Linked DNA regions of Mus musculus: all the other regions are linked to region 1. The links are chromatin loops, found by intact Hi-C in ENCODE. Cell type or tissue: heart. All regions are shown on one strand.

The links. Peaks named below come from ENCODE experiments on the same cell type or tissue, not always from the same donor. Only the 100,000 strongest peaks of a DNase experiment are listed, where the experiment ranks them.
Region 2: a loop joins it to region 1, with 2.1 times the contacts of the local background. A loop is called at or near these places in 6 of 42 quality-filtered maps.
Region 3: it touches region 1 in a loop (9-fold over the local background); 7 of 42 quality-filtered maps call a loop at or near these places.

The regions. Positions count from the first base shown.
Region 1 is chr11:58,297,048-58,305,047 of GRCm38, forward strand. It overlaps Gm39827 (a long non-coding RNA gene), which reads right to left and starts at 5,566. Exons shown (of 4, transcript XR_001780091.2): 1 at 5,496-5,566; 2 at 5,130-5,374. n-TEctc10 (a tRNA gene) reads right to left here and starts at 5,201; the gene lies at 5,130-5,201. n-TLcaa3 (a tRNA gene) reads right to left here and starts at 5,533; the gene lies at 5,427-5,533. In heart, CTCF peaks have their summits at 4,298, 4,905 (motif pointing right) and 5,122; DNase peaks (open chromatin) are centred at 4,284, 4,904 and 5,554; H3K4me3 peaks cover 2,767 bases; H3K27ac peaks cover 1,751 bases.
Region 2 is chr11:58,230,431-58,238,430 of GRCm38, forward strand. It overlaps Gm51898 (a long non-coding RNA gene), which reads right to left. Exons shown (of 4, transcript XR_003949689.1): 2 at 7,950-8,000. It also overlaps the pseudogene Gm5038. Among named protein-coding and RNA genes, the nearest start is that of Gm51898, 5.3 kb to the right of the region's middle. In heart, a CTCF peak has its summit at 4,973 (motif pointing right); no DNase peak of the experiment used is centred here; H3K27me3 peaks cover 1,064 bases.
Region 3 is chr11:58,632,983-58,640,982 of GRCm38, forward strand. It overlaps Trim58 (tripartite motif-containing 58), which reads left to right and starts at 7,483. Exons shown (of 6, transcript NM_001039047.1): 1 at 7,483-7,902. The coding sequence starts at 7,486. In heart, a CTCF peak has its summit at 3,810 (motif pointing left); a DNase peak (open chromatin) is centred at 5,569; H3K4me3 peaks cover 715 bases; H3K27ac peaks cover 622 bases; H3K27me3 peaks cover 3,551 bases.

The DNA of each region.
Region 1 (8,000 bases):
CCAGGGAAGCCCATCATTTGGCAGTGACTTGGCCTGAATTTTGTCCTGAAGGAAACTCTCAAGGTTGTGAGTCATCCTGAGGGTCACAGCAAGAGACTAGGTGGCTACACCATAGCTCAAAACCATAGGCAGCTAGGCACTGTCAAGAATCAGCTGAGATAAGGCTGGGTGTTGGTGGCCTATGTCTTTATTCCCAGCACTCAGGAAGCAGAAGCAGGTAGAACTCTTGAGTTTGAGGCCAGGAGAGTGAATGAGTGAATTCCACAGTATAGTTTTCTTCAGAGATTAAGGCAGAGACAGAGAGAGAGAGAGAGAGAGAGAGAGAGAGAGAGAGAGAGAGGCAGAGACAGGCAGAGAATCATAAACAAGCATGTTAGCTGTTCATGTAGGCAGGGTAGGCATTATTTTATCCCCTAGGGCTGTTCACCAAAGCACAACCCTGAGAAGCAGCCCCAGACAAAACAGTCAAGACCTCACCCCCGCAGCATTCACCCGGAGGCCTTTGTGCAGATACTTGGGCCACAGATTGTTTCTCGCATGGCCGATTTATCCATCCACTTACTCTCTCTCCCCGCAGAGAGCAGCGAGCTGTGTCCTCCCACCTCAGAAGTTAGGTTGAAAGCAGCTTAGGAAAGAAAGAGTGTAGAAGCCCAAGTTACAGTCCATCTCAGCAGGGGAGTCTAGGCAGGAACTTCAGGAGCTAGTCAGTCAAAAACAGAGACATGACCAAGAGAGATGGCTCAGTGGTTAAGAACACTTACCACTTAGTCATGAGAACCAGAGTTTGCTTGTCAGGAACCACAAACAGCTGTAACTCCAGCTCCAAGTGCTAGCACTCTTCTAGCTTCTTTGTGTACTTGCACACACACACACACACACACACACACACACACACACACACACACACACACACACTCTGACTCTTACAAAGGAACCATGTTCTGTTCTCAGCACCTACTTGGTGGCTCCTAACCCTCTGCAATTTCAGCTCCAGGGCATCCAATGCCTTCTTCTGACCTCTGAGGGCACAAGGCATGCACAGGGTGGAAATACCTACCTACCTACCTACCTACCTACATACCTACCTACATACATACCTACCTACATACATACCTACCTACATACATACATGCAAGCCAAATACTCCAACAAATAAAATAAATAAATCTAAAAATTTAAAACTAACTAAATAAAATAAATAAAATCTTGAAACAAAAAGGAGCAAAGCATGGATAAATGAATACATGCTTTGAGCTTAGCGGCTTTTTCAATTCTTACACTATTAGGAGTGGTGTTACTCTTTTCAGGCTGGGTCTTCCCACATTAATTAAGTTGCTCAAGATAATCTCCATTAGACATACCCACATGAGTTGTTGTTCAGGGAGGTCTCAGAGCCTCCTACAGTACAGCCTCTTGCTATTCCTCTTTGGTGTCCGCCAGAGCTGGTTGATAAGACCCTGAAGATATCACATGTCCTGAAGTCAAGTGACAGAGAAATCACATCTGCTGGTCAGTTTTCATAAGGCAAGAAGCTGTCATGCAGGCTGCCAGAAGAGAAAAATCACCAATGGTGGTACCCAGCTGGGAACCCTACCAACTAAACTGCCAACCTTCCAGGTAAGATGTGCCTACGACTATCACGGGGAAAACAAACATTCTTGATTGGTTTTAAGCCTGCTCCACCAGGCAGAGTAAACTCTGTTAAAAATCCATGGCCAAGGAGGTATTCTGTCTTGGGTAAGGGGAACTTACTACTACAGTTTAACTAAATCAGTGCAATGCCAAGGTGCCTTACAGTCACATTCACAGACGAATGCTATTCTAAGTTGTAGAGAATGTTTGCAGGGAATGGCGGGGAGGGCAGAGACACAGGCGACCTCTGAGTGGTGCTTTCCTTTCTGTCTTGTGCAGGAGCTTCTTTGAAGAACTAATGACGTGCGGAAATGAAAGAACTAGGAGCTGGCTTTTATCTTGTTAGGGAATTATTTTATTTTATTGTCTTGCTATGTAGCCTTGGATGGCCCAAAACTCACTGTGTAGACCAGGCCGACCTCGAACAGAGATGCAGTCCTGAGCTCAGGGATCAAAGGCATGAGCCATTTTTTTTTTTCGAGGCAGGGTTTCTCTGTATAGCCTTGGCTGTCCTGGAACTCACTTTGTAGACCAGGCTGGCTTCGAACTCAGAAATCCGCCTGCCTCTGCCTCCTGAGTGCTGGGATGCATGAGCCATCTTACTCAGCATATTTTTATTTTCAGTCTTGCTCTTTTCTAGGCTAGGCAGGTTGATCCCCAAAAGGGCTCTTGTATCTGAATTGCCACACTCCCTAATTTGGGAAAATTTCCACTATGATTTTTATTAAAATGTTTTTGACAATGCCTTTAGTATGAAGTTCTGCTCCTTCTCTGGCCCTGACTCTTGGATTGGTCTTTTGTGTCCATCCATCTAGCGAGCCTTGCTTATACGTCCCCGTTCTTCGACCTCACCTTCCATATGTCTGGCCTATCAGTCTTTCTATCAGTGAGGCTTCCTCACAGCACCTTATTTGATTGCATGTGTTCTTCATACCCAGTATTTCAGTTTGTTTTTTCCTAAGCATCTCCATCTCTCTGCTGAGTTCCTCTTTTATATATTGTATTGATTCGATCTGTTTTTCACTTAGCTGGTTGTGCTCTCTTGGAATTCACCCAGGTGCTTATTTACGACTTCTTTCATTTCTTTAAACATACCTATAATCTTTCTTTTTTCCTTCTCTTTCTGGGATCTCATCTATTTTGCTCTACCTAGAGATCAAAACATAGCTGCCCTGTGCTGTGTGTCACACCAGGCAGGGCTGCACTGCAGGCCCAGGGCACAAGATAAGAATAGGCAAGGTCTAGCTTAGTGGGCTATGTGGCTCTGACTGGCCTGGGACTCAAGAGGGTAGACCAGGCTGACCTCAGACTCACAGAGATCTGTCTGCTTCTGCCTTCCAAATGCTGGGACGCAGAGGCAGACGAATTTCTGAGTTCCAAACTCGGGAGGCAGAGGCAGACAAATTTCTGAGTTCGAGGCCAGCCTGGTCTACAAAGTGAGCTCCAAGACAGCCAGGGCTATACAGAGAAACCCTGTCTCAAAAAACAAAAAAAAACAAACAAACAAAAAACAAAACAAAACAAAAAAAAAGAGTACTGACTGCTCTTCCAGAAGTCCTGAGTTCAAATCCCAGCAACCACATGGCTCATAACCACCCGTAATCAGATCTGAAGACAGCTACAGTGTACTTACATATAAGAAATAGGTTTGGAGCTGGGCGTGGTGGTGCACGCCTTTAATCCCAGCACTCGGGAGGCAAAGGCAGGCGGATTTCTGAATTCGAGGCCAGCCTGGTCTACAAAGTGAGTTCCAGGACAGCCAGGGCTACACAGGGTGTCTCGAACGCCCCCACCCCCAAATTAAAAAAACAAACAAAAAATAGGTTTGGAGGTCTCAAGAAAGTGATCACATAACCCCAGGGCAAAAGTTTTACTGTTGCAAAAGGGTGCACAGCTATGTCAAAGTGAATGAGCAGGCACTCAGGGGTCTCCGCTGGCATTTTGCTGCTAACACCCAGGGGGCAGAGCTCAGCCTTGCAAGCTCACACAACTGGATAATTTAAAGCAGTGCTGCTAGTGAGCAGTCTGCCACCGTGAGCACAGAACGCTGTTCATTTCAGGACAAATCGGGAGATTTTTGGGCAAATGATATTTTTTCCGTTTTTTTTTTTTTTTAAAATGATGTTTTGGGGGCTGGAAAGATGGCTGAGAGGTTGCAGCTCTGTTTGCTAGCACAGTACCCGTGTCAGGCGGCTCACAATTACTCCAGGGGCTCATGTACTCACACCTACATACCTACACATGCGCCTGCATATACACATAATTAAAATTTATTTTAAAAAATCTAATGTATTTCCCTTGTCTTATTTAACCCTGGTAGAAAAGACATACTTCTTTCTTGGTTCATACAGTCTGGGGCACACAGAGTAGACACCACACAGACCCAGAAAGCTAGAAAAGGTGCCTAGTGAGAAATGAATGCTTCCGCTGAAAGCGTCAGAAATGACTCATACAGACTCAATCCTGTGAAGATGTCAGAGATGTTAAGGACGTAACATAGGAGGCCTGCAGACATAGCAGCTCGCTGAGAAGCGCATGCCTTCTACGCAAGAGGCTTTTGGATTTGCGCTCCAGCACCGAGGAGAGAAAAGGGGCCTGTAATTTAGAGCATATATCCCGTCTAAGTACTTCCATTTGTTCTCCATTATTTTCCACAGGCGCTGGAAATTCCTAGAATGAACAGCAGGAGCCGCTGTGGAGGGAGGGCACGGTAGGCACAGCCAGGAGGAGGTTTGATTGAAGTTTTGCACTAAAATGGCAAACGTAGGAGGAGATGCTGGTGTCCGTGTCCTTGGGTGTCTGTGTGAAGTAACAGCAGGCAACTTTCAAATGGTAGGGCAGGGAGGTGGACACCTGTGAATATCCATCTATCATCTATCTATCCATCTATCATCTACCTATTATTTGGCTTCTAATCTCCTGTTTATCAGTTAGTAACCATCTATCAATCTGTTTGTTATCTGTCAATCACCTGTTATTTATCATTTGTTAATGTTTGTCTATCAATAATCTTTCATCTGCCTACCTATTATTTATTTGTCTTTCATCTGTTTGTCTACCTGTCATCAATAAACTATTTTCTGAAAGGCAAAGAATGTGACAAAATATTGACCAGGATTGACTCTAGGTAAAGGGCACATCAGTGTTCACAGCGCGGTTTGAATTATTTCTGTTTTCTAATTAGAAAGGCAAGTGCCAGCAGAGGGAGCAAGGCCCTTCCTCAGGAGCTACTGTGAGCCCCACCCGTGGGTAGCTTTGGGAGCCGCTGGTTCTGAAGGGGCGCCAGGGGGCAGTGAGTGCTGCTTTGTGTGCTTCGGATAACACAGTATTTCAGCGTCAAAGCCTGCCTGCTGGTGTTCATAAGTGCAGTACGGTTCTCTGTTAAAACAGAGAGTTACCGAATTCGATCTCAGCTGTATTTCTTAAAGATTTAATCCGATCTTTCATAAATAATGAAACTTGGAAAGTCGGGAAACAATACAAAGCAAAACAAGTACTTCCCTGACCGGGAATCGAACCCGGGCCGCGGCGGTGAGAGCGCCGAATCCTAACCACTAGACCACCAGGGAAGAGATAGTAACAGCCCTCTGGAGGCACTAGACTAGGTGACGACAATGGTGACGAACAACTGCAGTTCCGTTTGTGAACCAGAGACTAGGCAACCAGACAACCAGGCAGCCAGATGCTGGGGACGTAACAATGCCCGAAGCTGTGAGGAATCTTGTAGGAGAAAGGTGAGTTCCTGAACGGAGGAAAATAAAAGACACTCTTAAAGAGAGGAAAAAAAGGAGTTGTGTCAGAAGTGGGATTCGAACCCACGCCTCCATTCGGAGACCAGAACACCCGTAGGTAAGGCTTGTCACCTTGAGTCTGGCGCCTTAGACCACTCGGCCATCCTGACACTTGCTGAAACTGCTCAGCTCTACTTGTCCTGGATCCTGTGATGCAGCTGGCACTGTCCCTGGTCTCGAGCGTAGGAATTGCTGGCTTCTTGCTTCGCTTGGAGAAGATCCTAGGCCAGCACCGGACAGTGAGCTCTGTGCAGTCGCTGTCTGTGAACCCCAAAACGCACTTCTGGGTGAGACGATTGCAGCACTGAGCCTATGGAGTTGCAGCCGAGTACGCACCGTAACTCTTGCTCCCATGCAAACGCACCCAGCATTCGGAGGCCAGGCTAGGGGCTCTGCGTTTACCGCTCCGAGAGACCTGAGTTCGGTGAGTATCGCTCCAGCAGCGGCTGTACGACCCTGAGTGCTTTAGCTCCCAACGGAAGGCCACGCACCGCCCTGCAGAACAGTCATGGACCCGCTTGCGGATGGCCTTCCTCTGAGATCACCCGTCCTTCCCGTTTTTTTCTCTCCCCCGCAACTTTTTTCTTCATCCTTGCCTCCCTTCTTCCTCCACTTAACTTCAACCTTCCCTTTGCCTTGGTGAACTGATGAAGGAGATAATAAATACAGATGTGCAACTGGCGAAGAAAAAAAAACCCACCAAACAAACAAAAAACCGAACAAAACAAAACAAAGCACAAAGTTATGAAAGGTAGAGGAGTCAGAGTTGCTGATGTATACAGGCACGAGGTGCAGGCGCTGGGATTGGATCAATGTTATCCTTAGCTGTACAGTGAGTTCTGGAAACACGAGAACTCGTCTCAAAAACAAAATAAAAAAGCAAAACAATAACACATGACCCATCCAATCATGATATATATCATGGGCCTATCTCTGGATATATACATATACATATAAATATATAATTTCAAATAAATGAATGAATCTAAGGAAAATATCCTGCCCTTGTTCAAATGGTGAGGAAAGCTATTCTATTTAGACTATTTATTATTTATTATATATTATTTATTTATTATATATTATTATTTATTATTTATTCTATTTAGACTATTGCGGAAGCAGAGAAATACAGATTGTTTAGATCTAGCAAAGACAGAAAAACAGCTGGGGGTTGTAACCAAGGAAACGGTGGCCAGGGTGGGTGGAAAGTTCTTAAGAGCCGATGTCAAGGGCATTAAACATCCCACAGAATTCTTCAAAAACCAAATCAAAGACTTAGACCTCCAAGGCGAGGGATGATGAACTTGTTATTCGACAAAAGCCCATCTCTCAGTGCGGGGGTTAACTGATGGAGTTCTCCACGGACTAATCCAGGGGGGATGGCTAAGCCGAGACAGGTGGGGGCCAAGGTTCAGGCCTAGTCAAAGGGTCCAGAGGAGGTTAACTAAGAGTTGGTTAATGATGGATTTGTAGGATGTTAAAACCACTCAGAGGAGAGTTTGAAGAGATTTTTAAAAGTAGCCCATGTAGCCAAAATGAATGAATGAATGAATGAACAAACGAACGAATGAATAAATACATGGTGTAAAGAGATTGCTTATCAATGCGGGTGTGTTCAGGTCCCCAGTGTAATAAACTGTGATGCTTGACATATGGCTTCTTATTTGAAGTTTTTTTTTTCCCCTGACAGAGAATAAATTATTTTTTATTTTTCTTTTCATTTCTTCCCTTTTCTTGTCTGTCTGTCTGTCGTTTCTTTTCTTTCTTTCTTTCTTTTTCCTTTTCTTTTTTTTTTTTTTTGGAGACAGATTTCTTTACATAGCCCTGGATGTTCTGGAATTCACTTTGTAGATGAGGCTGGCCTTGAACTCACAGAGATCTTCCTGCTTCTACCTGAGTGCTGGGATTAAAGGTGTGTACCACTGTATCTGGTGAACATGCCTGGGTGCAGTGAACAAAATTCTTAATTAAAAAAATATTTTTATATATTTTATATAATATATATGCATTTATATATTTTATATATTAAATATATTATATATATTTTATATAAAAATATATTTTTATACATTATATTATATATATATATATATATATATGGTGTGTCTGTGTGGGAGTTTGTGGGTACAAGTGCAGTAGTGCAGTACAGAGTCCAGAAAAAGGTGTTGGATCCCCTAGAGCTGGAGTTAAAGGTGGCTGTGATCTGTCTGGTATGAGGTCTGGCAACCAACTCTGGTTGTCCACAAGAGCAGTAAGCACTCTGTACTGGCTAGTTTTGTGTCAACTTGACACACCTGGAGTTATCACAGTAAAAGGAGCTTCAGTTGAGGAAATGCCTCCATGAGATCCAACTGTAAGGCATTTTCTCAATTAGTGATCAAAGGGGAAAGGCCTCTTGTGGGTGGGACCATCTCTGGGCTGGTAGTCTTGGGTTCTACAAGAAAGCAAGCTGAGCAAGCCAGGGGAAGCAAACCAGTAAAGAACATCCCTCCATGGTTCTGCATCAGCTCCTGCTTTCTGACCTGCTTGAGTTCCAGTCCTGACGAACTTGATGATGAACAGTAATGTGGAAGTGTA
Region 2 (8,000 bases), 67 kb before region 1:
AAGTGCTCCCGGTGATGTCACTATCGCCAGAAGAAGCAGGTCTCAGGCCTCACGGGAAGTGGTACTCCTGGAAGCACTTGGCGTGGACACCTTTCTGGCACTTCTCACAGCGGGTGTTGGTCTGTGAGTGGCAGAGGGCACACGGGATCCTCTTGTCCTGATGGACAATCCAGTGTCCAATCATATCTAAGCGGCTCTCAGTTTCCACCCGCCAGCTCCGCCTCCCCTGTGAGGATGTCTGCATTGCTCTCCAGATGCGCCCGAGGCCACGTGTCTGCGGAAGGCAAGCAGGTCCCCCTGCCTGTCCTGGCAGCACATCCTGTGCAGCTGCCACACATTGTTGAGGGCTGCGTCGATGACGTAGCTGGTGAAGCTCAGGTACCACTTCTTGCCTGGATCTTCACCTTGTACTTGGCAATGTTCTGATCCATTCAGTCAACTCCTCTGGCCTTTTCCTGATAGAGCTTCACCAGGGATGGTTGGTGGACCTGTGCCTGAGCTTTGGCTGCTCCTGGGTGGTGGCTGGGCACTCTGACTGGCTCTATGCCCACCACGTTGGAGCAGATGTTTACCACGTGGCACACAATGATCTCCTGGCTTTCCTCCACTCTGTAGTGAAAAGAGTACCTTCTCGTTTTCCTTAGTTCTTTGGGATCCTTGAGGGGACAGCGCTCGATCCTGTACTCACAGACAGTCCCTGTGGCTTTCACTCCTTTTCCCCTCAAAATGGACATCAGTTTGACACTTGTAAAAGACCTTGTCAAAGAATATGTGGTTCGGGAGGCAGCTATGCTCCTGAAGTGCATCCACAAATCTGACCACCATACTGGCCCATCTAAGCCTCTGTCCGGCTTGGTGAAGGTTCAAACCACACCAGGTAGCCTCTGCTGGCTTCCCTGAGTGCAGATGCTTGGACACCGCCCACCCAACCCCCTCCCCAGTGCTCAAAGTACTCACAGATCGATTCGCCAAAACTGTAGAACTCTCCAGGGGAGCATGCTTCTGGAAGTGACAGTTCATACGGACGATGAGGGGCCTGAACTTGGCAAACCTATCGCTTTCATCATAGAGGCCACTGTTACCCATAAAACACAGGTAGGAGAAGATCAGCTCAAACCTGTCCCTTCTGATAGCATCAGCCACAAGGCGATGATGAGAGTCAGGAGCTGTCTCCCAAAACACCAGCCTCCTTGGATAGGAGATGTACTGACTTAAAATCAAGATGCCCAAAACACACTTCAGTTCCTGAGTCATGAGATTTAGGGTGAGCATAACGGTTGGTTTCATGAACAATGTAACTGGTTGTCCCGTCACCAAAAAACAGTTCAGAGAGGCCCACAAGACTCAGCTCTTTGGTTTTGAGGTCCTCTATATGAGGATCTGAGACTTCCCAGCTAACCAAAGTCTGGATGGGTGTCTCTCTTGGTCCAAAGACGCTGAGGCTTGCCTGCTGCCTGCTGCTTTTTCTTGGCTGGCTGCAGCTCTGGGTCCTCCTCCTCCTCCTCCTCCTGGTCTGAGTCCCCAGACACAACACAACTAATGCACGCAGCACCCATCCAGGCAGCTAGGCACCATTCTGCTCACTGTCTTCTCCCCCAGAACCCTCATCAGCAAAGTCCCCAGAGGCATTGTCAGGGGGTGCAAGGGAAATCTCCTCCCTGTTGCTGCCAAACTCACCCTCCTCCAGAGCGGTCAGGACCTGGAGCAGTTTAGGGGACCTTACTGTCCAGTGTGCTCCTCTCCTGGCAGGGACAGCAATGACAGAACAGTCAGGGAGAGACCACTCAGCTGGGAGAGCCTCAGGGAGTGGGGCCCATCAGGTGTAGCATCACCAGTGTGAGTCTTTCACATACACAGAGCGGGTGTGAAATGCTCGTGGCCCTGGGGGAAAGCACTTGGCCTCTTTGTAGTGAAAGATGAAGGAAGTTAAGCCTTGCTTGACATCAGTACTCACAGTGGGGCCAGTGCCCACTTTCCACCACCACCCTCCCCAGATGCCTCATCTCTTCTCTGCTCTCTCCCTTCCTCCTCTATGTTTTGTGAATAAACTGCTTAGTGAGGCCCGACAGGATGAAGGGATTAAGAAAAGTCCCCAACTAGGGCTTTCAAGCATGGAATAAATGTTCCATGAAGCATCGTGTCAATCTCTTACTGTGAGTCTGCAGCCATGACAACCAGGGAAGATGAGGATGCTCTCCTCAGGGTCTAAGCCTGTAAGACCTAAAAGTCAGTGTTTTAGCAATAAAAAGCAATAAGCTCTTTACCCCTTAAAGGGACATTTTTTTTTTTTTTTTTGCTTAAGACTCACTAAGGAGAAGGAAATGCATGGGACACACACAAGAAACAGTATCAACGGACTCATTTCAGCGCAGGAACAAACAACTCATTTTAGCGCGGGAACAAACACCCAACCGAATCAGTGTCGCTCGTTGGCACCGCTATGGACATTTGGGGTTAGAGAAGTCTTTGCTGGTAGGAAATGGGGACAGAGCCAGCCCTGTGCGTTGTCCCTGGCTTCTGCCCACGAGGTAGCTGTAGAATATCTTATCCCCCTTAACTGCTGAAATAAAAATAAAACAATTCCAGGAGCCATAAACATGGCTCACTAGGTAAAGGTTACACAGGCCCGGCAGCTTGAGTGCGGGCCCTGGAATGCAGGAGAAGGTGGAAGGAGAGAACTGGCTACACAAAGCTGTTGGGATGAAGGAGCAAAATCCCCTCTGATGTTCCATGAAGAGGGAACTGTTCTGCCTCAGAACTGCCCAATCTGGCAACCACAGGCCACAGCGGCTGCTGGGCACTTGAAAAATGGCTGGAGAAGCTCTGAATTTAAGTAGCCACATATGGTTAATGTATGAGACAATGAGATTCTAAATATATTAAAACCTAATTGTGAGGGCTCAGCGGTTAAGAGCAATTGTTGCTCCTCCAGAGGACCTGAGTTGGGTCCCAGTACCCATGTCAGGCAGCCCACAACTGCCTGTAACTTTAGCTCCAGGGACTCTGATGCCCCCTCTGGCTTCTGTAGCACTTTAAAACACACACTTTAAAAACTTTAAAAAAACAAATCATGAAAAAGCCAACATTTTAAACTACTTACTTTTAAGTATTTTATTTTTTGAGGCAAAGCCTCATGTAATCTAAGGTTGAATTTGAGGTCACTTTGTAGCTGAGAGGTGAACTTCGGATCCCCCTGCCTGTACCTCCCAGCGCTTGCCACACTGTTGTTGTTGTTGTTGTTTTTTAAATAAACTTTTTTTTTTTTTTTGAGACAAGGTCTGTCCACATAAGCCTGGCTATCTTGGAATTCACAATGTAGACCAGACTGGTCTAGAACTCACAGTGAAATGCTTGTCTTTGCTTCCTGAGTGCTGGGATTAAAGGCTACCACGCCTGAAAAAAAAAAAATTAAGCTTTTAAAGAATGAATGAAAGCCAGTATAGGGAAGTTTTTCTTGAAGAATGTAAAATTAAGAAAAGTTAAATGTAAGCTGGATGGGGTGGTGTGTGCTTTTAATTCCAGTACTTGGGAGGCAGAGGCAGGCGGATTTCTGAGTTCAAGGTCAGCCTGGTCTACAGAGTAAGTTCTAGGACAGCCAGGGTTACACAGAGAAACCCTGTCTTGAAAAACAAAACAAAAAAAAAACAAACAAACAAACAACCCCACCACCACCAAAAAAAGTTCTTGGCTTTCCTACAAATCAGCAGTAGGCAGCCTCTTAACCTCTAAGATATCCCCAATGATCCCCACCTTCCTGGGGTCCACACCTGGTGTGATCCTCTTCCTGTGAGCCGGGAGCACAGGGGGACCTACTTCTGACAATCAGAATAGGGTCATTACAGTGATGTATCAACTCTGAGAAGAGGCTAAAGAGAAACTGGCCTTCTCTACTGCCTCTGTCTCTGTCTCTGCCACGGACCACCCCAGTCAGGTATGAGGGTCCCTGGGATGAAGGTCCTTGAAGCTAGGTGGGTCAGGATTCGGCGGTGACAAACAGAAACAAACAGAGGCAGTTTGAATCTGAGTGTATTCTGCAGCTCTCAAGCAGGGGATTTTATACATTAAAAACAAACAAACAAACAAACAAACAAACATTACATCTCTTAGAAACAATATCCAGTGAAACAATCACAGATACCAACAAAAATCATTTGGCAGAGTAAAGCACAAAAATCATCCAAGCATTACAACTCTGAAACTATGCATTCAGTGAATCACAAACAGAACAGGTAACATCATTATAAATCATCAAAATAGAACAATTCTGAAAGGGTGTATTCAGTAGGGGCTGTCGTCCAAGGCTGGTGGCATATTTCCAGGAGCAGGTTAATACATCTTTAAAGGTCAGTGCTCTTAACCGCTGAACTAACTCTCCAGCCCCATGGTCAATTATTATTTAACATCTAGTGCCTGATTTTTTAAAAAATAGTCTTCAATGTATAAATTTAAACTATTTTAATTCTTTCTAATTAAGGCTTTCTTTACCATATACCAAAATTCACCTCCGATGACACAAGAATCAAGAGTATGCAGGAGGAAAAAGATCCCAGCGACTATTAAGAAACACCATTACCGCCACAATAGGAAAATGGACAAAAAGATTTATGGGGACAAAAGAAACATAAGTGTGAAAACATCTAATTTCCCCACCACTCAGAAAATGAAAATGAAAACCAGAAGATATCATTTCGCGGGTAGAAAATCTGTAAAAATAAATAGAAAAGGCAAAGGCAGCCACAACCAGGACTGGAAGCAGACAGTGAGAAGCTGAGGTAAGAGGTGGCAAGGCCACTGAAGAGTTCGCAAACTAAACATTGTACACCGGCCTGAGCCACGTGTTTAAGGCAGGGGTTTCCAACCTGGCTTAGGAGACAGACAAGTCTTTGAGTGTGTTGGGGGCGGGTCCTGAGTTGTGGGAGCCAGGAAACTGTATTGCTGATTCCAGGGTGCCAGCATATCCTACACTAACCACTAGGAGGCAGTAGTAGCACGCTAACGACAGCTGTGCAGACCCAGAGGTCTCCCTCATCAGCCAGCCTTCTTTAGAGACTCCTGACCTAGAAGGGAGAACACCTCTATGCTCAGAAACACTCATGTCAGTAACAGGAAGCCAGGAGCCCCAATGGCTCACAGAATGGATGTAATGGATACAATAGCCCCATAAGTCACTTCTGATTCCAAAAATACACCATAGAGGGATGCGATATAATCCTAGCACTTGGCAGGCTGAGGCAGGAGGATCATTCTGAGTTCAAGACTAGCTTGGGGTACATAGTAAGTTAAAAAAAACAAAAAGCAAACAACAAACAACCTGTTTCCTTTTACAAGGACCAGACGTTAAACAAAATCAGAATCATATTCCCTGGAAATACACACAGATCCACAGTGAAACTGTCATGAAAATGATTAGACAGAACTTCAGAACAGAGCCTCTAAGAGAAAGGTGCAATTATGGCAGCTCCGTGGGCACTAGTCTTTGGATCGGGATCAGGTTCTTCTGAAAGGACATTTCCTTAGGGGGTAGGGAGGGGACACACGCCCACTGTACACCTGTCAACTTTGGGGACACAGTTCTGTCCTCCTCCCATGTGGATCCTGGGGTTCAGTGTTGATGGCAAGTGCTGTCCGTCACCGAGCCACCTCAATGGCACAGAAGTTCTATTTATGTTCTGGGACCCTTTCGACTGTTCCTGCTTCGTATTCAGTCATGCACTTCTTACACAGGGCCCAGCACAGGGACACCTACGAAGAAACCTGAGTCAACTACTGCCCAGTGGGAAATCTGCTGCCTTACACAGCAGGGGGAAAGGCACACCAGCCCACTGAGAGATTTCTCAGAGGTAGAAGATGACAAACATTTAAAGAGTCATCTCCTTGCTTGACAGTCTATAGCCTCTGAAGAGGAAATCGCCTTAAAGTGCACAGGAGAGTATATGCCCGAGTTACTGGAAGTCCTACTAGCCAGCATTCTGACAGACTCCTGCCTCTGCTGCTGCCTCTGCTTCACCTGACCTCACCCTCAGACTTCCTCAGAGCTTGTGGAAAGGCCTCTCAGGTGATTAAAGCACTCACACGGTCCCTACTGGCCTCAGCTAATCTGAGTATGTCGGTGGGGCTCAGGTCTCTCCCGTATTCACTTTCCTAAGCAAGTGTCAGGTCTGTAAGAAAGACCTTGGCCTTTCAACTCTGCTCCCTGCCCCTCTGCAATCAGCCTGGTGACAATGTGGAATATGGAGCCACCAGTGAGAAGCTGTGCAACTTTGACACACCCTTCACTTTATCTGGGGATCACTTTGGTCCCCAATCTCACTGGGCTTTGGAAACAGGGACTCTATTTCTAATGAAGGGCATTGGGCCTGGCTTCCCATGTAGGCGACTGCTTTAGTTTCCAATGCCTTCCTTGTGATGGGAGAAGTCAGATGTGCTCTAAATGCTGAGTTTGCCTCGACTCTTTGGCATCACACCTCGAGGCAGACCAAAGGTTCTTTATAATCTCAGAAGGCACAGGTTTGCTTTGAGACACTAGTTGATAAAGAGATGCTTTGGGATACGTTTGGTAAATGTTAGACATCTGGCCCTCTCCCCACTTCTGGTCACACGTGGGACAAAGAGTGTATGTGCCTTCTATTCATTGGTTCATGTCTTTTCCTTTGCTGTGCCCAAGGCGGGCCTCATTCACTTACTAACATGCCACCCAACAAGCCCCAACCGGTCACTCTGTCACATCCTGTCTGAGTGAGACACCTGCCCAGGCACAGTTGAATTGAGAGAGAGAGAGAGAGAGAGAGAGAGAGAGAGAGAGAGAGAGAGAGAGAGACAGCCCTGTGGGTCTGGCAGTGACCTGGCCTGGCCTTATAAATGTGTTTGTTTGAAGGATTTTGGACAAAGTCATAAAAGGTTGTCCCGGATGGAAGCCCAGAGTGAATGGGAAGAGTGCCTTAAAAGGCTGGTGGTGGTGGTGGGGATGGAAGGGAGGGGTCAAACCCCACAAAGTGCAGGTCACAGCACGAAGGGGCAGGAGAAGATGGCAAGCAGGGAAGAGGACAGAACAGTTTCAAGACTTAGGAGCCATGCTGAATGAGCAAGGCTTGAAACTTGGAGCCTCCAGGACCACTCTGAAGAGTCCTGAGGAAAGGGGAACCAGCAACTGTGCTATTTAATACGTAAACATCTCCAAGGAGATGGGGCATCTCAACGTAATTAGACCTACGACAAAGAATTCGGGATTTAGACAAGGCCTCTACAAGTCTGCTACTCTGTTACATAAGATGGTAATTTAGTGGAGGCCTTGAAGTAAACTAGTTTTGCAATTTTTTTTTTAAATGTGAAAATAAACTGGGCGGTGGTGGCACATGCCTTTAATCCCAGCTTCAGGAGGCAGAAGCAGGTGAGTCTGAGTTCGAGGCCAGCCTGGTCTACATAGTGAGTTCCAGGATAGCCAGGGCTACACAGAGAAACCCTGTCTCGAAAAACAACCAAACCAAACAAACAAACACCAAAAGCAAAAAACCAGACCAAACAACCAAAACAAAAATGTGAAAATAATTTAAAATATTACTTTAGGTTAGGGCTGGGACTATAGATTAAGTGGTAGAATGTCTGTCTATGGTGTACAAAGCCTTGTGTTCCAGTTCCCATACTGAGTAAGCCAGGCTTGGAGGAAAATGTCTGTAATCCCAGAATTTAGAAGGTGGGAGTAGAAGGATCAGAAGTTCAAGGTCACTCTCCGACAGATTGGTGCCGTCATAAACAGGAGTCACGCGCAGCCCATCAAGCTGGCTAGGGTAACAGAGGTGTTGGGCAGGGACAGTGCCTGTGGAATTTATGGATGACATCACATCAGCCTCTCTATCATTGGAAACATCAAAGGCCCCGCTTTGATGATGGGGGAGACTGAGACGAGTTCACCCTATTGGAGTCAGGAAGAGAAGCTCAGAGGTAGTGCTCACCTTGGTGCTGGGACCTGGATATCCACCACTTAGCCCATGGGATGACCTGCA
Region 3 (8,000 bases), 340 kb after region 1:
ATCTGTTTTTCCATCAAATATTCAAAGCAACAGTACCAATGGCCATGGCCTTTGAAACCATGAGCCAAAATAAACATTTCCTTAATAAGTTAATAACCTCAGGCATTTTAATCACAATGCTGAAAAGCTAACTCACTCATAGACATGCAAACTCCCTACATAGCTCCATCCAGACTATGGAGGCCATATCTGTAAACGTGACTTTTCCTCCCCTCTCTAAATGCAGGAGGTGGGAGAGTCGCGTCTGATCTAGTCAGGAAGCGCGGAGAGTTGAAGACATCGCTGTAGCTCAGTGTCGTGCATTAAGGGAGGGGCACAGCGTCTCTCCTGATGCTGTATTTCACTTCTTAAGTCTGTGCTCTGGAAGCTTCTAGATCATTCGTTTATGGTAAAGGGAGAATGGTCTGAGGCTTTAGAACTACATGAAAATGAAAGGAAGAAGATGCAGAAAAAGCGAGATAAACAGATTGCTTAGAGAGAGGTATTGAAGCCTGGTGGTGGTGGTGGAGGAGGAGATAGCAGGGGAGGTGGCACAAGTCTTTAACCCCAGCACTAGGGAGGCAGAGGTAGACAGATTTTGGTGAATTTGAGTCTAGTCTGGTGTACAAAGTGAGTTCCAGGACAGGACAACAAGGACTGTTACACAGAGTCTCGTCCCACCCACCCCACCCCACCCCCTCCAAAAAAAAGGAATGGAAAGAGGAACTGAATTAAATGGGTTTACAAGAGTTAATATGTTAGCTTACTGCACATTTTAAATGCATTTTTGACGGTCTAAATATGTATCCCAGAGTGACTGGGAACTTCCTGTGTAGACCAGGTTGGCCTCAAAACCAGAGATCTGCCTGCTTCTGACTCGCAGTTATTGGGATTAAAGTTGCATGTCACCACTCAGAGCTATACACACATTCATGAATGTCATTGGCAGCTTGAGACTTTAGATACATACATTTAAGTGTAAAGGGAAGGCGGTCCTAAGGCTTTTGGTTGTTCAGAAGTGTGCTATACTTAGGCACCATACAAGCAATAATGATTCTGACAGGCGGGAGAGACAGCCATGCATCTTCCAGAATGTTATTCTATGATCTCATAGACAAGAAGAACTTTGTTTGTTTGTTTGTTTGTTTGTTTACTTATCTGTACTAATTAGATGCAGACTGATGACCAAATCTCAGTGCAGCTTTGCCAGAGTGAGGACAGAGGAGGAGGTTTTTCTAAAAATCAGATTCTCTCCTCAAAGCCCACCTGCACCTGCCTCAGAAGCCATACCAACACCGTTCTTATTCGGACTCTGCCTGAGAAACCTAGAGCCAGAAACTGTGGCCGTTGGGAGAATTATCTTCAGGCATCACTTCCTTGCTTTGTCTATAAGGAATGCAGTGAGGACTGACTCTGCATCGTGGGTCTGTATCTGTAGTGTGGACGCGCTGGTGTGAGCACTGTCTGGCAGCATCTTCCCCGGAGAGCAATCGATAACACCAGAATCTTATTAGTGCTTCTTAGTATTCCAAGGGAAGATTTGGGTGCCAGGGCTGCTATTGATTTAGAACCATTCTCTGAAATCAAGCAAATGAATCAAACCACTGTTAAATTAAAACAAAGAGCCATCGAGGAAAGATGTCCAGTGTGGGGGATCAACAGTTACCCCTTTCCAGACAGCCACATCATGGAATCACAGGTGACTTGCTATTGTCTTCGTGAGCCACTTGGTGCCTAATTAGAAAGTCTCACTTTTGAATATCCCATGTTGAATTCACAATAGAGGAGAGAACTTCAGAACAATTAGACCCTGCAGACAATTGAATGCGTTCCCCAAAGATCTGTGCTTCCTTTTCCTCTCCCCAGTGGGTTATCTGACTGTGGCGCCAGGTCTGGAGGAGCAGCGTCGTATAGTTTAGAATCTGAATGAAAAAAAAAAAAAAAAACGAATTAAAAAGGAAAGGAAAGAACATGACTGCTCCAAGGTACGGTGGAAACGAAAGTTTACTGTAGGTAAAAGGGAGACATAATCAGAGGCAAGGATATCTGGGAGAGTCCAGAATAAATATTACCAGGCTGAGCTGGGCCATGTGGGGAAACAGGGAGGGGAATGGATAAAGGAAAGAAGGAACCCAGGCACAGCAACTAGGAGGCCAAAGGTACCAAAGGGTGGTAATGAAAATATTGGGAAGGGCAGCCCAGCCCAGCCCAGCACCACACACACCACAGCTGGTGAGTTTAGGGTAGAAGGCAGGCTATGCCAACCCTACCCAGTAACAAGTAGGGACTGAGGGATGCGGGGAGAACCTGGAGGCCAAGTTTCCTTTAATATATTAATAGGCATCTCAGCTGTTTGTAGCAGGAATCCGAATCTCCATCCACAATATACAGGAGCAAGCCTCCAAACAGATGCAGTTTTAGGTCAGAGGATGGAGGCAGACAGGCTTGTATAACTCACCAGAGGCTCTGAAGGGGATCGTAGAGCATTGAGTGTGGATCTAGGTCTGCCTCAGCTTCAAAGCCAAGAATGCTGAGGAAAATTCTGGAATTTGCAGGTGCTGCAATAGTGGTCTCAGCCTGCTCACCAGCAAAAGTGAATGTTAACCTTACAATACCAGGCTTCTGGCCCAGCTATGGAGTCCAGAGCTAGTAAGCACTACACACTAAGAGACCAGACACCATCCCCAAATCAGAGTGGTGAACTGGGGTAGAGAGCCGCCTCCACACGAAGCTGGGGAGATTTGGGGTACAGCTCCTTGGTCTGGTATTTTCTATCACGGTATTCATTGGAGATCTGCTTTCCTGACAAATAGAGAGAGAGAGAGAGAGAGAGAGAGAGAGAGAGAGAGAGAGAGAGAGAGAGATATTGATTTTATTTTACTTCTAAAAGAAAAAAAGCTACATTATATATATTCTGTAATGTCTCATGTCTTGTTTCTCAGAGAATGCTGAGGCTTGTTAGAGAGACCATCCTCAGCCATACTCCAAGGTTTCTCCCAATTTCACTTTCACTCTTACACAAGAGGAAAAGACACGACTTTCTTTTTCTGGTTTCTATAAAGCAGATAGGTTTTACAGAGATTAATAAAGGGCTAATTATTTGGACTAGTTGATGCAGGGTGGGAAGGACAGTCTCCAGGAGGTCACTTTGTGAATGAGTGCTGGGGGCCCGAGCTAAGTGGAAGAATTTGGGCACAAAGTGACAGCTGTCGCCTGAGTCCCCTTGTGCAAAGTAAGCTAGCATCATCATAAGCACAGGAAGAATGGGGCGCAGAGAGAAGTTCACTGTCCAGTGGGCACAGAGCTTCCAGTGGGCTGGAGGGAAAGAGTTTTAGAGAAAACCAACACATTACCAATACCTTCAGTGCCACTGAACTGTACGCTTAAATCTTAAACTGTACGCCTTTTAAATTTCAAATACTGAACTATTAAATGTACATTTGAGGTTTTAAACTTTGTAATGTACATCTATCACAATTTTTAAAATTAAGAGAGCAATATGGGGTACAGTTGTTTAAACGAAAACTGAGGTCCTAAAAATAAAACAGGAAGGAAGGGACTTGCTGAGTTTGGTGGGGAGAGGAGGAGAGGGAGAAGAAGGCAGAAGCGAGGGAAGGAAAGAGGGAGGGGAGGGGGAGGGAGGGAGGGAGGGAGGGAGAGAGAGAGAGAGGGAGAGAGAGAGAGAGAGAGAGAGAGAGAGAGAGAGAGAGAGAGAGAGAGAGAGAGAGAGAGAGCCCCCCCCATACAAGCTGCTCAGGAGCACGCCCAAAACTAGAGAAAAACTGTTGGGCACAGGGGTGTGGCTCCCCCTAGTGGCCCAGAGGTGGAACTAAGATGCCTTGGGCGCTCACTGGGGAGAACACACTGCCTTTCTGAAGAGGTGGAAGCCAGACCAAGGCCCCAGAGGAGTGAAGGTGGTTGGGGTACAGGTGTCAGCAAACTAATACAAGGACAGAGAAGACAAGACAGAGTTGGAGAGGAGGGGTAGAGAGAGAGGCAACTTAGAAAAAGACTTAAACTCATGAGCAAGCTTGTGGAGCTGGGGGTGGGGGCGATGCTGGGCTGCACGGGAGCAGGCACACCACCAGAGGGAAAAGATCCTGAGAAAGTGTACATCTCAGTTAGGCCCCCCTCTCTTTAGAAAGCTAGGCGGTGCCGGGGATGTATTTCCACACACTGTATTGCAGCTCCTCTCATTCCTGTTCACCACAGACCTGGATGCGTGTCCTGTAAGAGAATCTCATGTAATTTCAAGAACATTGGGGCCAGTCAGATGGCTCAGTGGGTAAAGGTACTTCCTGCCAAGGCTATCAACCTGAGTTTGATCCCCTAAACACACATGCCGGAAGGAGTGAGCACTCTAAACAGCTGTCCTACGACCTACATATAAGTGTGCCATCACACACACACACACACACACACTATAACTAACAGTTTGTGTTTTAAAAGAATAATGCTACAGCTCTCACCCTGGACTACAAGTCTGGGAGGGAAAACAGTTTTAAGTTCAGCAACTGAAAAGCTAGCAGTGAGCTCACCCATCCTGATGCCCCTGGCCCCAGAAGCATGCTGTCCCTCCACTTCTCGTTAGCCTCCTAGGTAAAGAAGTCTGGCTTCGGGTGAGTCCCTAGGGCAGAGAGCTGTGGGTCCAGACATTTGCCTGATATGCTTTTCTGTCCCAAGATTGATCAGATACACGCTACAGCATCTGTCCTAGTGATGGAGACAGAAAGCAAAAACATTTGTGTACCTACCCTGTGGAAAAGTGCAGATGGCCACCCTTGGACTCTCCCATGCAGGCTGTCTGGAATAGCCTGTGTTGATTCTGTTTGTCCACTTTATTCTTTATTCTGTTCATATTTGTTGAATGGCCACAGGCTCCTATCATCCTGTAAAATTTGTGTGTGTGTGTGTGTGTAGCTCTAAACAAGATTGAGGGACGCCCTCAGTACTAACGTAGCTAGATTCTGATTCATCCTTCCTTTTGGGTTCCAATTTCTTTATCTTTCTCCAATTGCATAGAGTTGCTATGTGGAAAACCTCTACTAAGTGTGTGGTACCTATTGAATACTCCGAGGAACCTTAGAGAGAATGACTTTAACACCATCATCCTTGTATGTGAGATGAAATGCAGCAGGGGGCACAGACACCGTCTGCCCCAAGGCACTCAGTAAGAGCCTCTCTGTCTGTAGCTAGCCTTACTTTGCTCCCTCTAAGCCTTCTGCCCTGCTTTCTCCTCTGATGTCACCATCTTTAGTGTTTTCTGCATTTAGTTCTGAAGACTCTGTTTCAATTATCCACTTAACCCCGAGACAGATGGCCTCGAGAACACTTTGACCCTGCACACCATCAAAGCTCCAAGCCAAGCTTTGCCTCATAGTAAAGCTCTGCGAACCTCGGAGGAGCTTGCCAGGTCCTGAGTCACCAGCCGGGCCACTCCTTGCAAGTTTATTTGCTATTGTTTGTCAGGACCAGCCTTTCTGGAGGCTTCTTAGTCATCTGGATGTAGCCAGCCCCTCTGCCCAGGACACTTGGGGGGGGTCACACAGCTTGGAACAGGCACTTCGTCATTGCCAGCTTGTCCTCCTCTGTTAGCTCAGAGCCCTTTGAGGTCCAACCTCTGTGGCTGCATGTTAGGGTCCCGTGCTATGGTCCTATGGGGGCTAGAAAGGAGCATTTCTCCTGGTTAGTACTTGTGTTAGCCTGATTCTGAGATGGTTTTCACCAGCTGAGCACAAGGCTCCTGGAGGGATGAGGTCCAACCTCCAGGCTTTTCCTCCCACCTTCGTATCCAAGACTGCCCCGAGACTCAAGACTCCCAACACACACATATATAATGGTGACAGATGGATAAATGTGCCAGCCACCAAACAAACTGACCTTCAGTAGAGTCACGGAGTATTCAGGTGACAGACATTAACACGTCACCTGAACAGATAGACTCACCCCAGTCCTGCCTCCTCATGGGACCAAGTCACAACACATCTTCAATGAAATCAACTTACTCCTACATAATCGCCTCAGCCTCCCTGTGTCAACAAGTGCAGTTTTCATGGGCTGGACTGGAAATTGTTCCTTTCAGAGGCTGGAGAGGTGACTCGGTGGTCAAAGAGGACTCGCTGCTCCTGCAGAAGGGCTGAGTTCTGTTCCTGACACCCATGGCAGGTGGCTCACACGCATCTGAAACTCTAGCTCCAGGGGATCCTGTGCCCTCTCTGGCCTCCTCGGGCAGGAGGGCACCTATTATACTGTTCTCATCCATGCTGGGCTGCCCACCTGCCATTACCACACACGTCATCCTCGCATCTGTCCTTCCAGTGGTATGGTAGTTTATTTCTGAAAGTAGAAAATCTCAAGAAAGAAAGACTGAGGAAAAAATAAGTATTTTTTCCAAGGGTGTTTTTTGTTTTTGTTTTTGTTTTTGTGATTACAACAGAAGTTCATGGTACCATTCAGTAATAGTGGGGGAAGAGGGCAGGCGTGCCCCACATTGGCTGATGTGGCATGAGGGACTCCTAAGAGGCAGGCTTATTTCTGATTTTGTCCTACTAGCAGGGCAACTACCCCCAGCCAACTTCATGTGTAATATGCACAGATAGACTCAAGAGCTAACCCTAAGTCTGCATGCTTCAGGAAATTCCGGGAACTTTTGTTAATCTTACATTTGAGGTTTTTCCTGTGTGGGTTGTGTGAGTGAGTGAGTGTGTGTGTGTGTGTGTGTGTGTGTGTGTGTGTGTGTGTGTGTGTGCTGCCACTCCAACATGGAAGCCAGACAACAACTTTTGCCAGTTAGATTTCTTTCAACCATGTGAGTCTGGAGAGTCAAATTCAGGTCAGGTTTAGTGGCAAGCATCTTTGCCATCTTATGGGCAATAAATAAATAAATAAATAAATAAATAAATAAATAAATAAATATTACTGGGGAAGGCAACTTTGTTGGTCTTGATGGTATAGTCCTATCATTCCAGCTATTTGGGATGCTGAGCCAGGAATAGGGTGTTCCAAGTCAGACTAGGTGTCAGAGTGAGTTCAAAGACAGCCTGGACTACAGGTGAATTCAAGGCCAGCCTAGGCAAAATTGGTAGATCTCCCATCCCAAAATAAGAGACTGGGGGTGTTCCTCAGTGGTAGAACTTGCTTGGCTTGTGTGAAGCGCTGGGTTCCACCCATACTACAAAATCATGCTGCAAGCTTCAATAGCCTCTAAATGTGAGTTAGGGTGGCGTAAAAGCTGCATTATATTAGACTCAAAATAAAGATAGGGAAGGAAAGAATAGGAAAAAAAAAAAAAAACAAAAAACAAAAAACCAGAAGAGGAGCTGCTGGGTTTCTGAAGAGGTGACAGTCATTGGACTTGTTGCTGTCACCAGGAGTGGCTCTTTTTGGCTGCTGGATCCGGGCCAGCCCAGGCGATAAAACCCTCAGGGCCTGTTCCCCTGCTTTTGGGTTTCCTTCCTTCTATGCAGACCGCTAGGGTAATAGGAGCTGCTGCCACAAGCTAAGGCCATGGCCACGGCACCCGGGGAGCGACTGCAGGAGGAGGCGCGGTGCTCCGTGTGCCTGGACTTCCTGCAGGAGCCCATCAGCGTGGACTGCGGCCACAGTTTCTGTCTGCGGTGCATCTCGGAGTTCTGCGAGAAGTCGGACAGCGCTCAGGGCGTCTACGCCTGTCCCCAGTGCAGGGGTCCCTTCAGGCCCGCCAGCTTCAGACCCAACCGGCAGCTGGCCAGCCTGGTGGACAGCGTGCGGCAGCTGGGGCTGGGCACGGGACACGCGGGGTCGCGTCAGTGTGCGAGGCACGGTGAGGACCTGAGCCACTTCTGTGAAGAGGACCAGACGATGCTGTGCTGGGTCTGCGATACCAGCCCTGAGCACCGGAGCCACCGCACAGAGACGCTGCAGGAGGCTGCCAGCCGCTACCAGGTGAGCCTCAGCTCAGGTTCCCGTGTGGAAATAGGGAAAACACTGAGGCTGATGACCTTGGAATGTGAAGGGACATGTACCATACAGAGCCAAATGGT